2 separate regions of the Homo sapiens genome follow, and region 2 is linked to region 1. Evidence: read pairs that join two places in POLR2A ChIA-PET (ENCODE). Cell type or tissue: GM12878. All regions are shown on one strand. Each heading gives the region's core, and the rest is flanking DNA. Links, peaks and the distances in the headings are about the cores only.

Region 1 (7,888 bases), core at 1,551-5,550:
ATTCTCCTGCCTCAGCCTCCCGAGTAGCTGGGAGTACAGGCCCTGCCACCATGCCCGGCTAATCTTTGTATTTTTAGTAGAGATGGGGTTTCACCATGTTGGCCAGGCTGGTCTTGAACTCCTGACCTCAAGTGATCCACCCGCCTCAGTCTCCCAAAGTGCTGGGATAACAGGTATGAGCCACTGCACCCATCCCATTCCTTTTATGTTAAAGCAAAAATAGATGGAGAAGATTGCAAAATCTGCATAACTTTTTTTTTTTTTTCTTTCTTGAGACAGTGTCTCACTCTGTCACCCAGGCTGGAGGGCAGTGGCACTATCTCGGCTCACTACAACCTCTGCCTCCCGGGTTCAAGTGATTCTCCTGCCTCAGCCTATCGAGTAGCTGGGACTACAGGCGCCCACCACACCCAGCTATTTTTAGTGGAGATGGGGTTTCACCATGTTGGCCAGGCTGGTCTCGAACTCCTGACCTCAGGTTATCCACTCACCTCAGCCTCCTAAAGTGCTGGGATTATAGGCATGAGCCACTGCACCTGGCCAAATATAATTTTTTTTTAAAGTTCCAGTTCCAGAGTCATCTTTATTTAAAAAAAAAAAAAAAGTTGAAGCTTTTCCTAAAGCATGGTCCTAAGGTTCAGATAGGTGGGTTCTTTAAGGGAAGGGGTAGGAGGTCGTGGTAGAAAGGAAATATAAGGCTGGGCTTGGTGGCCCACGCCTGTAATCACAGCCCTTTGGGAGGCCAAAGTGGAAGAATCACTTGAGCCCAGGAGTTCAAAACCAGCCTGGGTAGCATAGTCCCGATCTCTACAAAAAATTAAAAAAATAGCTGGATGTGGTGGCACACACCTGTGGTCCCATCTACTTGGAAGGGTGAAGCAGGAGGATCATTAAAGCCTGGGACATTGAGGCTGCAGTGAGCTGTGATGGCACCCACGCACTCCAGCCTAGGTGACAGAGCAAGACCCTGTCTCCAAAAAAAGAGAAAAAAGAAAAAAATATATATCAATATGGAAAAACAAATTTGGACATTTAAATATTGACTTAAGGCCGAGTGCGGTGGCTCACGCCTGTAATCCCAGCACTTTGGGAGGCCCAGGCAGACAGATCATCTGAGGTCAGGAGTTCAAGACCAGGCTGGCCAACATGGCGAAACCCTGTCTCTACTAAAAATACAAAAATTAGCTGGGTGTGGTGGCGAGTACCTGTAATCCCAGCTACTTGGGAGGCTGAGGCAGGCGAATGGCTTGAACCTGGGAGGCAGAGTTTGCAGTGAGCCGAGATTTGCGCCTCTGCACTCCAGCATGGGCAACAGAGCAAGACTCTAAATACATGAACAAATAAATAAAAGTAAATAAATATTATTGACCTAAAAGCAAAAGTTTAGAGGTGTTCCAAAATTTAACTTAATGTGATAACCAAAGGTGGCCGATCGATGGCCTTGAGGGAAACCATAAGCATTTGAGGACTGTCAGTGGAAGGGTAATTTGGCAGCTGTGGGTCTAGGGCAGCTTGACTCAGGAAACTTTTCTGTGGTCCAGGTACGGGGAGATGAGACCCTGGATGAGGGCAGTGACTGAGGAAGATAAAGGGAAAGATCAGAGACATTCCACTTATAAATCATAAGACTTGGGTGACTGCCTAAATGAGGAGGAAAAAAATCTCCAGTTATGAGCCTGAGAGTCAGTTCAGAAATATGGTACTGGCAACATGAGGTAGCTTGCCCCAGTTGCTCTGTCCAAACAGATAAAAGGATGATTAACCAGACCAGTGGTTCTCAAGTGTGGTCCCCAGATCAGTGTAGTCAGCATTACCTGGGATTTTGTTAGAAATGCAAATTCGCAGGCTATACCCCAGATGACTAAATCAGAAATGCTGGGAAGGGGTCCTACAACTTGTGATTTAAGCTCTCCAGATGATTCTGATGCATATTATTATTATTACTTTGAGTCAGGGTCTTGCTCTGACACCAAGGCTGGTGTGCAGTGGTGTGATCACAGCTTACTGCAGCCTTGACCTCCTGTGTTCAAGTGATCCTTCCACCTCAGCCTCTTGAGTAGCTGGAACTACAGGCACACATCACCATGCCCAGCTAGTTTTTGCATTTTTAGTAGAGATGGGTTTCGCCATGTTGGCCAGGTTCTGATGCACATTTAATTTTGAAAACTGAACTAAGCCAGTCAAATTTTTTTCTTTTTTCTTTTTTTTTTTAGATGGAGTCTCTCTCACTCTGTCATCCAGGCTGGAGTACAGTGGTATGATCTTGGCTCACTGCAACCTCCACCTCCCAGATTCAAGTGATTCTTCTGCCTCAGCCTCTCGAGTAGTTGGGATTACAGGCACACACCACTACGCCTGGCTAATTTTTTTTTGTATTTTTAGTAGAGACGGGGTTTCACCATGTTGGCCAGGCTGGTCTCAAACGCTGACCTCAAGTGATCTGCCCGCCTTGACCTCCCAAAGTGCTGGGATTACAGGCGTAAGCCACCAAGCCCAGTCATATATATATATTTTTTCAGATGGAGTTTCGCTCTGTTTGCCCAGGCTGCAGTGCAATGGCGCGATCTCGGCTCACTGCAATCTCCACCTCCCGGGTTCAAGCAATTCTCCTGCCTCGGCCACCCAAGTAGCTGGGATTACAGGCATGCACCACCACTCCCGGCTCATTTTGTATTTTTAGTAGAGACAGGGTTTCTCCATGTTGGCCAGGCTGGTCTCGAACTCCTGACCTCAGGTGATCCGCCCACCTCGGCCTCCCAAAGTGTTGGGATTACAGGCATGAGACACCGCGCCCGGCGTTTTTTTTTTTTTTTTTTTCTTTCAGGAATTTGGGCTGGGCATGGTGGCTCATGCCTGTGATCCCAGAGCTTTGGGAAGCCGAGGCAGGAGGATTGCTTGAGCCCACCAGTTCAAGACCAGCCTGGGCAACATAGTGAGACACTGTATCTACAAAAAATTAAAAAATTAGCCAGGCGGCTGGACAAGGTGGCTCACGCCTGTAATTCTAGCACTTTGGGAGGCCAAGGTGGGCAGATCACCTGAGATCGAGAGTTCAAGACCAGCCTGACCAACATGGAGAAACCCTGTCTCTACTAAAAATACAAAATTAGCTGGGCGTGGTGGCGCATGCCTGTAATCCCAGCTACTTGGGAGGCTGAGGCAGGAGAATCACTTGAACCCGGGATGCAGAAGTTGCGGTGAGCCAAGATCATGCCGTTGCACTCCAGCCTGGGTAACAAGAGTGAAACTCCATCTCAAAGAAAAAAAAAAAAATTAGCCAGGCATGGTGGCACAGCTATAGTCCCAGCTACTCAGTAGGCTGAAGTGGGAGGACTGCTTAAGCCTGGGGTGCCAAGGATGCAGTGAGCTGTGATCACGCCACTGTACTCCAGCCTGGGTGACAGAGTGAGACTCTGTCAAAAAAAAAAAAAGAAAAAAAGAGAAAAAGAATTTGAAGTTGATTATACAGAGAATCAGTCTGTTGAATGTGGGGAGAGAAGCTAAAAGTGGTTATAAGTGGTTATAGAGAGACATGATATGAGTAAACTGGCATTATGACTAAGCAGAAGCTATGACTAAATGAGGTAGTTGGCTGGTAGTCATAGAGACAGAGAGAAATGGTGATACACACCCTCAGGTTTGGGGAGTACTGCATGACTCCTGCCACTGAGAGTGACACTTAACTCCATCTGTAGGTGTGCATAGAATTTGTTGTCCACTTCCATGTTCATTTTAGTTCCCAACTGCAGTCTAACCACTTGACTGTTCTTAAGTTCCTATGATATTCTCATCTTTCTTGTCATGTGTATCCTCAAAATAGACTTCCTCCCAGCTACTCAGAAGGCTGAGACGGGAGGATCACTTGAGCTCAGGAGTTTGAGACCAGCCTGGGCAAGATAGCAAGACCCCCATCTCTTTATAAAATATGTGTATAGAGAGACTTCCTACTACTTGAGATGGCAGGAGTAAATCTGCGTTCCTAAAACTTGAAAAGTTGATACAGGTTAAGCAACCCTAATCCAAAAATCTAAAATCCAGAATTCTCCAAAATCCAAAGCTTTTTTTTTTTTTTTTTTTTGAGGTGGAGATTCGCTCTTGTTGCCCAAGCTGGAGTGCAATGGCGTGATCTCGGCTCACTGCAACCTCTGCCTCCCTGGTTCAAGTGATTCTTCTGCTTCAGCCTACCAAGTAGCTGGGAGTATAGGCATGTGCCACCACACCCAGCTAATTTTGTATTTTTAGTAAAGATGGGGTTTCTCCATGTTGGTCAGGCTGGTCTCCTGTCCTCAGGTGATCTGCCCATCTCGGCCTCCCAAAGTGCTGGGATTACAGGTGTGAGCCACCATGCCCGGCCCAAAATCCAAAACTTTTTGAGTGCCAATGTGATGCCTCAAGGGAAAACTCCACACCTGACCTCATGTGATGGGTCAAAGTCAAAACTTTGTTTCAGGCTGGGCACAGTGGCTCATGCCTGTAGTTGCAGCACTTTGGAAGGTCAAGGCAGGTGGATCACTTGAGGCCAGGAGTTCCAGACCAGCCTGGCGAACATGGCGAAAACCCATCTCTACTAAAAATACAAAAATTAGCTGGGCATGGTGGCACACACCTGTAATCCCAGCTACTTAGGAGGCTGAGGCATGAGAATCGCCTGAACCTGGGAGGCAGAGGTTGCAGTGAGCCAAGACTGCCCCACTGCACTCCAGCCTGGGTGACAGAGTGAGACTCTGTCTCAAAAAACAAGAACAACAAAAAGAACTAAATAAATGGGAAAGCATCCCATGTTCCTTGATTGGAATGCTTAAAAATTTTTTTGTTTGTTTGTTTCAGAGGAGGGGAAGGAGAAAAAAAAGAAAGAAAGAAAAAAACTTTACTTCAACCAGCACATGGTTTATGCTTGTTATCCCAGTGCTTTGGGAGTCTGTTGCACGAGGATCACTTCAGCCCAGGGGTTCAAGACCAGCCTGGGCAACATAGCAAGATCCCATCTCAATTTAAAAAGAAAAAGAAAACTTTATTTCATGCACAGTTATTTAAAATATTATATAAAATTACCTTCAAGCTATGTGTATAAACTGTATATGAAACATAAATGAATATTGTGTTTAGACTTGGGTCTCATCCCCAAGATATCTCATTATACATATGCAAGTATTTCAAACTCTGAAAAAAACAGAAATCTGGAACACTTCTTTTTTTGAGACAGGATCTTGCTCTGTCACCCAGGCTGGAGTGCAGTGGCATAATCTCAGCTCACCGCAACCTCCACCTCCCACATTCAAGCAATTCTCCTGCCTCAGCCTCCCGAGTAGTTGGGACCACAGGTGCACACTACCACCCCCAGCTAATTTTTGTATTTTTAGTAGAGATGGGGTTTCACCATGTTGGCCAGGCTGGTCTCGAATTCCTGAGCTCAAGGGATCCACCCCCCTTGGCCTCCCAAAATGTTGGGATTAGAGGCGTGAGCTACTGCACCCGGCCAGAAATCTGAAACACTTCTGATCCCAAGCATTTCATATAAGGGATACTTAACCTGTATAGCTTCAAAGTAGATTGAGCAAAAGTTTAAATTAATAAAAACAATTACTTTAAAAATTATGGGCTTAGGCCGGGAGTGGTGGGTCACGCCTGTAATCCCAGCACTTTGAGAGGCCGAGGTGGGTGGATCACGAGGTCGGGAATTCGAGACCAGCCCGACCAACATGGTGAAACCCCATCTCTACTAAAAATACAAAAATTAGTTGGGCGTAGTGGTGCACCTGTAATCCCAGCTACTCGGGAGGCTGAGACAGGAGAATTGCTTGAACCCGGGAGGAAGAGGTTGCAGTGAGCCGAGATCGCGCCATTGTACTCCAGCCTGGGCGACAAAGCAAGACTCCATCTCAAAAAAGAAAAAAAAAATCATGGGCTTGGCTGGGCATGATGGCTCACGTCTATAATCCCAGCACTATGGGAGCGAGGTAGGTGGATCACTTGAGGACAGAAGTTTGAGACCAGGCTGGCCAACATGGTGAAACCCCATCTGTACTAAAAATACAAAAATTAGCTGGGTGTGGTGGTGCGCACCTGTAGTCCCAGCTACTCAAGAGGCTGAGGCAGGAGAATCGCTTGAACCCAGGAGGTGGAGGTTGCAGTGAGCTGAGACCACACCACTGCACTGCAACCTGGGCAAGAGAGTGAGACTCCATCTCAAGGACAAAAAAAAAAAAAAAAAAAATATATATATATATATATATATATATATATAGAGAGAGAGAGAGAGAGAGAGAGAGAGACAGAGAGAGAGAGAGAGAGACAGAGAGAGAGAGAGAGAAAGAAAGAGAAAGAGAGATGGCCAGGCAAGGTGGCTCACACCTGTAATCCCAGTACTTTGAGATGCAGAAGTGAGCAGACTGCTTGAGCTCAGGAGTTTAAGACCAGCCTGGTCAACATGGTAAAACCCTGTCTCTACAAAAAAATATATAAGAATTAGCTGGGCATGGTGGTGCAGGCTTGTAGTCCCAGCTACTCAGGAGGCTGAGGCAGGAGGATCACTTAAGCCTGGGAGGTGGGAGGCTGCAGTGAGCCAAGATGGTGCCACTACACTCCAGACTAGGTGACAGAGTGAGATCCTGTCTTTAAAAAAAAAAAATTACAGGTACTTTTTAGTTCTTTTTTAAAATAAAGTTTACAATCTTAACCAACTTTAAGTGCACAGTTCATTAATGTCACATGTATCCACGTTGTGCAACTGGTCTCCAGAACTACTTCATCTTGCAAATACTTTTTTTTTTTATTTTTGAGACGGCGTCTCGCTCAGTTGCCAGGCTGGAGTGCAGTGGCGTGATCTCGGCTCACTGCAACCTCCGCCTCCTGGGTTCAAGCGATTCTCCTGCCTCAGCCTCTGAGTAGCTGGGACCACAGGTGCACACTACCACTCCCAGCTAATTTTTGTATTTTTACTAGATGGGGTTTCACCATGTTGGCCAGGCTGGTCTCAAATTCCTGAGCTCAAGGGATCCACCCCCCTTGACCTCCCAAAATGTTGGGATTACAGGCGTGAGCCACTGCACCCAGCCAGAAATCTGAAAACCTGCTGATCCCAAGCATTTCATATAAGGGATAACTCAATCTGTATAGCTTCAAACCTGTATAGTACAGACATAGTTTCACCATGTTGGCCAGGATGGTCTCCATCTCTTGACCTCATGATTCACCAGCCTTGGCCTCCCAAAGTGCTGGGATTATAGGCATGAGCCACCTCACCTGGCCTCAAATAATTACCTTTCTTTGTTTTTTTGTTTTTTTTTTTTTTTTTGAGACAGAATCTTGCTCTGTCGCTCAGGCTGGAGTGCAGTGGCATGATCTCAGCTCACTGCAAGCTCCATTTCCCAGGTTCACACCATTCTCCTGCCTCAGCCTCCTGAGTAGCTGGGACTACAGGCACCCACCACCACACCCAGCTAATTTTTTTGTGTTTTTAGTAGAGACAGAGTTTCACCGTGTTAGCCCGGATGGTCTTGATCTTCTGACCTCATGATCCGCCCGCCTCGGCCTCCCAAAGTGCTGGGATTACTCTTTTTTTTTTTTTTTTAAGAGATGAGGTCTCACTATGTTGCCCAGGCTAGTCTCGAACTCCTTGACTCAAGTGATCCTCTTGCCTCAGCCTGCCCAAAGTGCTGGGATTACAGGTGTGAACCACTGTGCCTGGCCAAGAGTTACTTTTAGATGAAATGTGTTGTTACCTTTCCCCTTGAACAACCACCACTTCTAAATTAACCTTCACTTCTGATGCTGGGGTCACAGTTGGAAATCTTTATTTTTCTCTTCTCTTATGGCCTCCTTATTCAGGCAGTCACCCTGAAAATGTAGTACAGGTAATACTTTCTCAACTGGAATGTCTCTTGATCTC
Region 2 (7,888 bases), core at 1,894-5,893, 300 kb after region 1:
CTCTGGCTTTTCCTTTGGGGGTGATAGAGGGGAGTGCAGGGGTCGGGAGGCAGGAGGGTGTAGACAGCGCAGAAATAGTGTCGGGTCGTGGTGGGTGAAGCAAGATCGCGAAGGCCTGGGGCATAGGTGGAGACCCTCCTCTGTCTCTGTGGGGAGTCCTTGCAGCCACGAGGATTTCAGGATCCTGGGTTCCCTCCACAAAAGACTGGAGGCGGGCGGTCACGCGGCCCGAGGCAGCAATTACAGCAGTGGGAGATTTTCCTTCTCTCACCTGCCGGGGAGCCCCTTCCTCCCACTTGGGAGGACCAGGAAACACTGCTGCCTTCCAAGGTTTGCCCGCCACCCCACGATGAGTCAGACGCCAGAACTCAACCGTGCGCAGTGGAACAGGGGAGGCAGCCGAGGTGGGTTAACTGCATCGATAGGGATGATGAACGAGATTCCAGAAATTCCCAGAGAGACATATAGCAAAGCCAAAGGGAAAAGGGAGTAGTAAAACTAACTTTGTCTTTTCCGAATCCCCCCTCCCCGCCCCCTCCGCCGTTGGCCCGGTTGACCCCCTGCAGGTGGCCGTACTCAGCACGACTTAAGCACCTGTTGCAGGTGGAGGCGCACGTCGGTTTCCCAGGGCACCACGCTGGCACAGAACGAGCTGGGCTCCGCCTTCTGGGCCTCAGGGATGAGGCGGTGCATGGGGTAGCTGCGGCGCGGGAAGGCCATGTCGCCGCCCGCCAGCAGCCCCATGGGCAGAAGTCGTTGGCGCTGTCGCCCACATGGAAGAGGCACTCGAAGTGCATGCCGTCGTGGGCCCGTTCGCGCAGGTAGTCGCTGAGCACCTTGTGCTTGCACATGTTGGCGGGGCAGCACACGCAACTATGTGTGTGGAACGGCCACAGAGCCAGCAGCTCCTGCGCGTCGGACCCCGACGAGTTGCTGAGGATGCGGAGGAACAGGCTCTGGTGGCCGGTGGCGCGCTGCGTGCTCTCCATGCCGAAGGTGTTAGCATCAGAGATGAGAATCACCTCGAAGGAGGTGCCTTGCTTAGCCACAAACTGCAGCAGGTCGCCCATGCCTGGCAACAAAGGGATAGCTTCGTAGATGGCACGCAGGTCCCGCGACCGCACACCCTGCTTGCCCAGATACTTGAAGACGCGCTGCATGTGCTCGTTGTAGAAGCCCTCGCGGTCGGTGGCTCGCAGGCTCTCCTGCACCTGCTGTCCCGGCACAGTTCGCAGGACTGAGTCGCCGCTGTTTTCGTCTACGATAGTCTCTTCGAAATCGAAGGTCAGGAGGAAGCGCGGCGCGTCGTGCGCGGCCATCCCTCCGTCTCTAGATAGGCACCAGAGGCCAGAAACTGGAAAACAGCCGCTCATTGTCCATGCATTACCGTGGACACCACCTGTAGGGACTCTGTTGGCCTCCAGCCGTCGTCAAGAGTTCGGAAATTGGAGGGGACAAAGTGTCTTATCCACCCCTGGATTTCTGGGCTCCGGCTCGTGAGTCCCTGTAGTCCCGAGGGACCGAGGATGATGTGCATCTGAACGGTCCCCTCCACTTGCCCACCCATCCTACCCTTTATCTTTCTACTTCTACTTTCTTTTGGTTTATTCTGTTGACCTTTTCTCTTTCTCTATTTTTTAAACTTATTGAGCACATAACTCATTATTCTCAGCCTTTTTCTCTTCCTAACATATTTAAGGCTATACATTTTCCTTGTAAGTACTGTATTAGATGTCTTCCACAAAGTTTTTGTAGATAGTATTTTCATTATTTCAATTCTGAATATTTTAAACTTTTATGGTTTCTCCTTTTACTCTGAGTAATTTAGAAATATTTAAAAATTTTCAAATATGTAGAGTTTTAATTGTATTGTGGTTAGAGAACATAGTCTGTTTGATAAAAAATTTCTTGAAATTTCTTGAGACCTGCTAGTATATGATCAGTATTTGTAAATGTTCCATGTGTGCTTGAGAAAAATGTGTACTCTCTAATTACTGGATAGAAAGTTGTGTATATGCTCTCTAGATCATCCTAGTTAATTGTATCCTTTGGATAGTCTATATTTTACTAATCTTTTGTCTGTTTGACATATGAATAATTGAGGAAAGTATGTTATCATTGGCCTTTTTACTCCCTGAAGTTATATTTATTTTGCTTCATATATATATTTTTCAAGTACATAACAGGTTTAGGATTATTGCCTCTTCCTGGTGAATTGAACTTTGTATCATTATATAGTGATCATCTCTACCCCTAATTTGTTTTGAAATTTTTTAATTTTTACAGACACATAGTAGATTCCTGTCCTTTATCTTCCCCCCTGCCTCCCCTCCCCCTGGCCCCCTTCACCTCCTCTGTAGTTCTAAAACACCAGAGGAAGGAGGGACTTGGGTTTCGCTGGTTCTGCTTAAAAACATCATGGCTTTCTGTTCCATGGTCGGGGGCAAGAAGTGTGCCGAGGTTCCAGCCTGCGAGGGACTGGGTGTATAGTAGATGTGTATATTTATGGGTTACATGAGATATTTTGATAAAGGCATGCAATGTGTAATAATCACAAGAGGGTAAATGGGGTATCCATCACCTCAAGCATTTATCCTTTGTGTTACAAACAATCCAATTATACTCTTTTAGTTATTTTTAAAAGTACAATTAAATTAGTATTGACTGTAGTCACCCTGTTGTGCTATCAAATACTACTTCTTATTTATTCTTTCTATTTTTTGTGCCCATTACAGCCCCACTTCCTCCTCTCTCCTGCCCCTACTACCCTTCCCCGCCTCTGGTAACCATATTTCTACTCTCTATCTCCATAAAGTCAATTTTTTTAATTTTTTTTTTTTTTTGAGATGAAGTCTCGCTCTGTCACCCAGGCTGGAATGCAGTGGCCTCATCTTGGCTCACTGCAACCTCCGCCTCTGGGGTTAAAGCAATTCTCCTGCCTCAGCCTCCCAAGTAGCTAGGACTACAGGCACGGGCCATCATGCCCGGCTAATTTTTGTATTTTCAGTAGAGACAGGGTTTCACCATGTTGGCCAGGCTGGTCTCAAACTCCTGACCTTGTGATCTGCCCGCCTTGGCCTCCCAAAGTGCTGGGATTACAGGTATGAGCCACTGCGCCTGGCCAATTGTTTTAATTTTTAAAAGTTTAATTTTTAATAATGTTTAATTAAATTAAATTAACTTAATTTTTAATTAATTTAATTAAAATTTTAAATTTTAATAGTGAGATGGGGTCTCACTATGTTGCCCAGGCTGGTCTTGAAATCCTGGGTTCAGGTGATCCTTCTGCCACAGCTTTGCAAAGTGCTGGGATCACTGTCCTGTCTTGGCTTTGCCTATAGAGTAAATTCCAATTTCTTTAATGCGGTATTTTATTCCCAAGATAGTTTTCCAGTTGCATTTCTACACCAAACATTCACTGCTCTTGTCACATCAAAATATATATAAACTCTCAACATGCCATGTCTGTGTTTTTATGTGACTGTGTCCTTACCTGTAGGGTTCCATGAGCCTGAAAACTTTTTTGTTGTTGTTGTTGTTTATGCTTATCAAAATCTTAGTTATCCTTAGCTATAACCCCAAAATCTTAGTATCCCTTTTTTATTTATTGAGCCACTTCATCCAGCCAATTGTTTTAATTTTTAGCTCCCACAAATAAGTGAGAACATACGAAGTTTGTCTTTCTATGCCTGGTTTATTTAATTTAATGTGATGATCTCCAGTTCTATCCTAATAATGTTTTTGTGTTAAAAGCTATTTTATCTGATGTTACCATAGTTGACTCAGCTTTCCTTTGGCAGTTTGCCTTTTACTTTCAGCTTTTATGGTTCTTACCTTTAGGTGGACCTCTTTTAAATAGCATGGATTTTGTTTTTAATCCACTATGGAAATACCTGTGTCTTTTAGCTGGAAAATGTATTGTTTTACTCGTCAGGCCTAAGTTGGTAAGTGTTTCCTCCAGAAGGGGTTTGCTTTGGCTTCTACTGGTAGCATCTAGGTTTCCTTTAGTGCCCTTGAAGGTCTTAGTGATTGTGGGGTAGCAGGCTCAGCTTCCTTACCTTGCTGGTGGCCCAAGGCTCAGTGTCCTTGCTGAAGTGCATTATTGGCAGCTGCTCTCAGGCCTACCTTGCCTTTCCTTAACTCTCCAGCCATAAGGATACCTTATTTGGAGTGAGGGTAAAGTTTGTTATCTCTTGTGCAATCTGGGATGCTTCAAGGAATATTTCCTTTCTTTTTCCTTTTTCTCTCTTTTCCCTCTCCTCTGCTGTCTCTCTCCCTCTTCCCCCTTTCCTTCTCCCTTCTCCTCTACTCTCCTTTCCCCTTCCTGACTCCTCCCCTCCCCTCCCCTCCTATCAAAGACAGGGTTTCTCCCAGCCTGGCCTTGAACACCTGGGCTCAGGCAATCCTCCCACCTCAGCCTCTGGAGTAACTGGGATTACAGGTGTGGACCACCGTGCCTGGTTTGTTTCTTATATAGCATATAGCTGTTCTGTTAAGGGGAGGGTCCCTCAGAGCACTTAGTCAGCCATAATAGCAGATTTGACAATCTCTTGTATTCTCTTTTTGTTTTCTTTTCCATGGTACTTATCAGTATATGATATGTTGTATACTTATTTATTTATTGCCTTTCTCTTCTCACTAGACTGTAAGCTCCACGAGGGCAAGGATTTTTCCTGTTTTTGTTTTCTGCTGCTTCTGTAGCATCTAAATCACTGCCTGTTACTTAGTTTGTGATCAAACAATATTTGTTGAATGAATGAGGGTTGAGAAGATAGTGTGAAAAGGCAATGCCAAGTCTTGAACCCTTTTTTTTTTTTTTTTTTTTTGAAACAGAGTCTCACTCTGTCGCCTAGGCTGGAGTGCGGTGGCACAGTCTGAGCTCACTGCAACCTCCGCTTTCCCGCTTTCCGGGTTCAAGCGATTCTCCTGCCTCAGCCTCCTGAGTAGCTGAGATTACAGGTGCACACCACCACGCCCAGCTAATTTTTGTATTTTTAGTAGAGACGGGGTTTCACCATGTTGGTCAGGCTGGTCTCGAACTCCTGACCTCGTGATCCACCCGCCTCGGTCTCCCAAAGTGCTGGGATTACAGGCGTGAGCCACCACGCCCAGCCTCCAATTTCCTTAATCTGGTATTTTATTCCCAAAGTTGTTTTCCAGTTGCATTTCTACACCAAACATTCACTGCTCTTGTCACATCAAAATATGTCTAGGCTGTCAATATGCCATGTCTGTGTTTTTATGTCCTTACCTGTAGGGTTCCATGAGCCTGAAAACTCTTCATTTTTGTTGTTTATGCTTATCCAAATCTTAGTTATCCTCACTTAAAGTCATCCAGAGTCATCTTCCTAAAGACTATTCTGATGTTCAATGAGAAGAATCATTCATTCCATGCAATTTTTCTTTCTATATTGATAGTTTTCATAATCTGCCCTCTGCCTTGTCCCTCCTTCCTTCCTTCCTTCCTTCCTTCCTTCCTTCCTTCCTTTCTTTCCCTTTCCTCCTTTCCTCTCCTTTCTTTTTCTTTTTTTTTTTTTTTTTTGATGGAGTCTCACTCTGTTGCCCAGGCTAGAGTACAGTGGCACGATCTCAGCTCACTGCAACATTCACCTCCTGGGTTCAAGCGATTCCTGCCTCAGCCTCCCAAGTAGCTGGGACTACAGGTGCCTGCCACCATGCCTGGCTAATTTTTGTATTTTTAGTAGAGATGGGGTTTCACCATGTTGACCAGGCCGGTCTTGAACTCCTGACCTCAGGTGATCCACGTACCTCGGCCTTCCAAAGTTCCTGGGATTACAGGTGTCAGCCACTGCACCCAGCCTCTTCCTTGTAGTCTTAAAAGCTGTCTGTCTTTTCCTCCTGGATTTAAGCTCCTTAAAGTCAAGATCTTCATGTTTTATTTCCTGTTGTTTCCTAAAGGCCTGAAGTACAACACTTTTTACATAATGGACCTTTGATAAATAGTTTTTTTTTTCTAGTATGGTGAACCAATCTCATCTCATATGGTGAACCAATCTTTTTCTTTTTCTTTCTAGTATGGTGAACCAATCTCATTTCAGGTATCACACTCTGGTGATAATAACTTTCAAATCCAAATCTTCCTCTTCTCACTCCTCTGGCTAGTATGACTTAGGCATTTCACATTTCTCAAACTCTTTCATTTTATTTAATATTTTTTGAGACGGGGTCTCACTCTGTTGCCCAGGCTTGAGTGCAATGGCACGCTCACAGCTCACTCTAGCCTCGACCTCCTGGGCTCAAGCAGTCCTCTCACCTCAGCCTCCCAAGTAGCTGGGACCACAGGCATGTGCCACCATGCCTGGATAATTTTTTTTAATTTATGTTTTATAGAGACAGGGTCTCTTCAGGTTGCTTAGGCTGGTCTCAAACTCCTGGGCTTAAACGATCCTCCTGCTTCGACTTCCCAAAGTGCTGGGATTACAGGTTTGAGCCACCACGCCTAACCATTTTTCAAACTCAATATGTTGTCGCCTTCTCTTTATTGTTCCTTATTTTTAAACCATTACCTCTTATAACTTTTCTGTGTCCATGAAAGGCACCATTATTCTTCCAGTCACATAAACTTAAAACCTTGGTAAAATCTTTACCACCCTTTTTCTTAATCTTTTAGCTTAAGCCAGTCACAAAGTCCTGTTAATTTTCTCCTCTAAAATGCTTCTCAGCTCCATACCTCCCTTGCCATTTCTGCTGACAAGACATTGGACAGAGCTCTTACCACCTCACATCCAATTCCACTCCCTCATCCTCTCCTGTAAACTCACTGACTGTAATATAACGGTCTGATTACTTCACTTGGCATTTAAGACTATCCAGAGTCTAGGTTCATCCTACTACCCTCAACATGAGCCCTTTTCAGATTTTTTTTTTTTTTTTTTTTTTTTTGTGACAGGGTCTTGCTCTGTCACCCAGCCTGGAGTGCAGTGGCATAATCATGGCTCACAGTAGTACCCTGGTAGCCTCAATCTGCTAGACTCAAGCAATCCTTCCGCCTCAGCCTCCTGAGTAGCAGGGACTCCAGGTGCATGCCACCACACTAGGCTATTTTAAAAAATTATTTGTAGAAACAGAATCTTACTATTTTGTGTTTTGCCCAGGCTGGCCTTGAACTCCTAGACTCAGGTGAGTCTCCCGCCTCGGTCTCCCAAAGTCCTAGGATAACAGGTGTGAGCCACTGCACCTGGCCCAAGTCAGACTTCTGCGTCTTATGCATACCTGGTCATATCCTTTTTCCACTTCCTATGGTGTCCTTGCCCTTCCTCTACTCTGCCATGATGGTTCCTGTTCATTTTCATATCCGTCTAATGGACACCATTCCCACTTCCATCCCCAGTGAGCATTTCCCTTAACAGTGGAATCTTTAATTCATCACTTCCTCCTTTGAATTTGTTTTTTAAGTGCTTTTTGTTTTCATTGAAACATTTTTAACAATCAGCAAATTGAAAGGGATCTTTAAAGTAATCCAGTTTAATCTTGAACACAAAACCTCAGTCTTCTCTATAACTCATACATAGCACTAGCTTCTAATATTATACAATCCTTCTTAGTTTTCTTTCTACTTATGTAGTAAGCGTCTGGAGGTTAGGAACTTGGTTTTTACTGTGCTTTTGTTTTCCCTCTTAAAGATTGGCATGGTTCTTTATCCTTAGAAGATACAAAAAATGCATTCGTTGATTGAATAAATGAATCCAGTAAGTTAATAACACATACATTTTCCTTCAAAGACTTTACAAAGGAGACTCACTCTCTCCCCCTTCCAAAGCCTATCTCAACAGTTTCTCTGTTTCCAAGTGTCTACAGATAAGGGTGACTGAAAATATGGTAGATACATTTGCAGCCTACTCTTTTCTTTTTATAGTTCTGTATTAGC

What was found. ChIA-PET counts read pairs that join two places held together with the same protein. Peaks named below come from ENCODE experiments on the same cell type or tissue, not always from the same donor. Only the 100,000 strongest peaks of a DNase experiment are listed, where the experiment ranks them.
Region 2: POLR2A ChIA-PET joins it to region 1 with 7 read pairs; 3 of 35 experiments call an interaction of 5 or more read pairs at or near these places.

The regions. Positions count from the first base shown.
Region 1 is chr6:110,940,522-110,948,409 of GRCh38, reverse strand. No RefSeq gene overlaps it. Among named protein-coding and RNA genes, the nearest start is that of GTF3C6, 14 kb to the left of the region's middle. RefSeq lists an enhancer at 3,344-3,563. In GM12878, for the core only: no CTCF peak of the experiment used is centred there; a DNase peak (open chromatin) is centred at 3,579; H3K4me3 peaks cover 504 bases; H3K27ac peaks cover 573 bases.
Region 2 is chr6:110,639,247-110,647,134 of GRCh38, reverse strand. All of the region lies in intron 4 of CDK19 (cyclin dependent kinase 19), which reads left to right. It also overlaps the pseudogene LOC100129155. Among named protein-coding and RNA genes, the nearest start is that of SLC22A16, 170 kb to the right of the region's middle. RefSeq lists an enhancer at 1-561. In GM12878, for the core only: no CTCF peak of the experiment used is centred there; no DNase peak of the experiment used is centred there.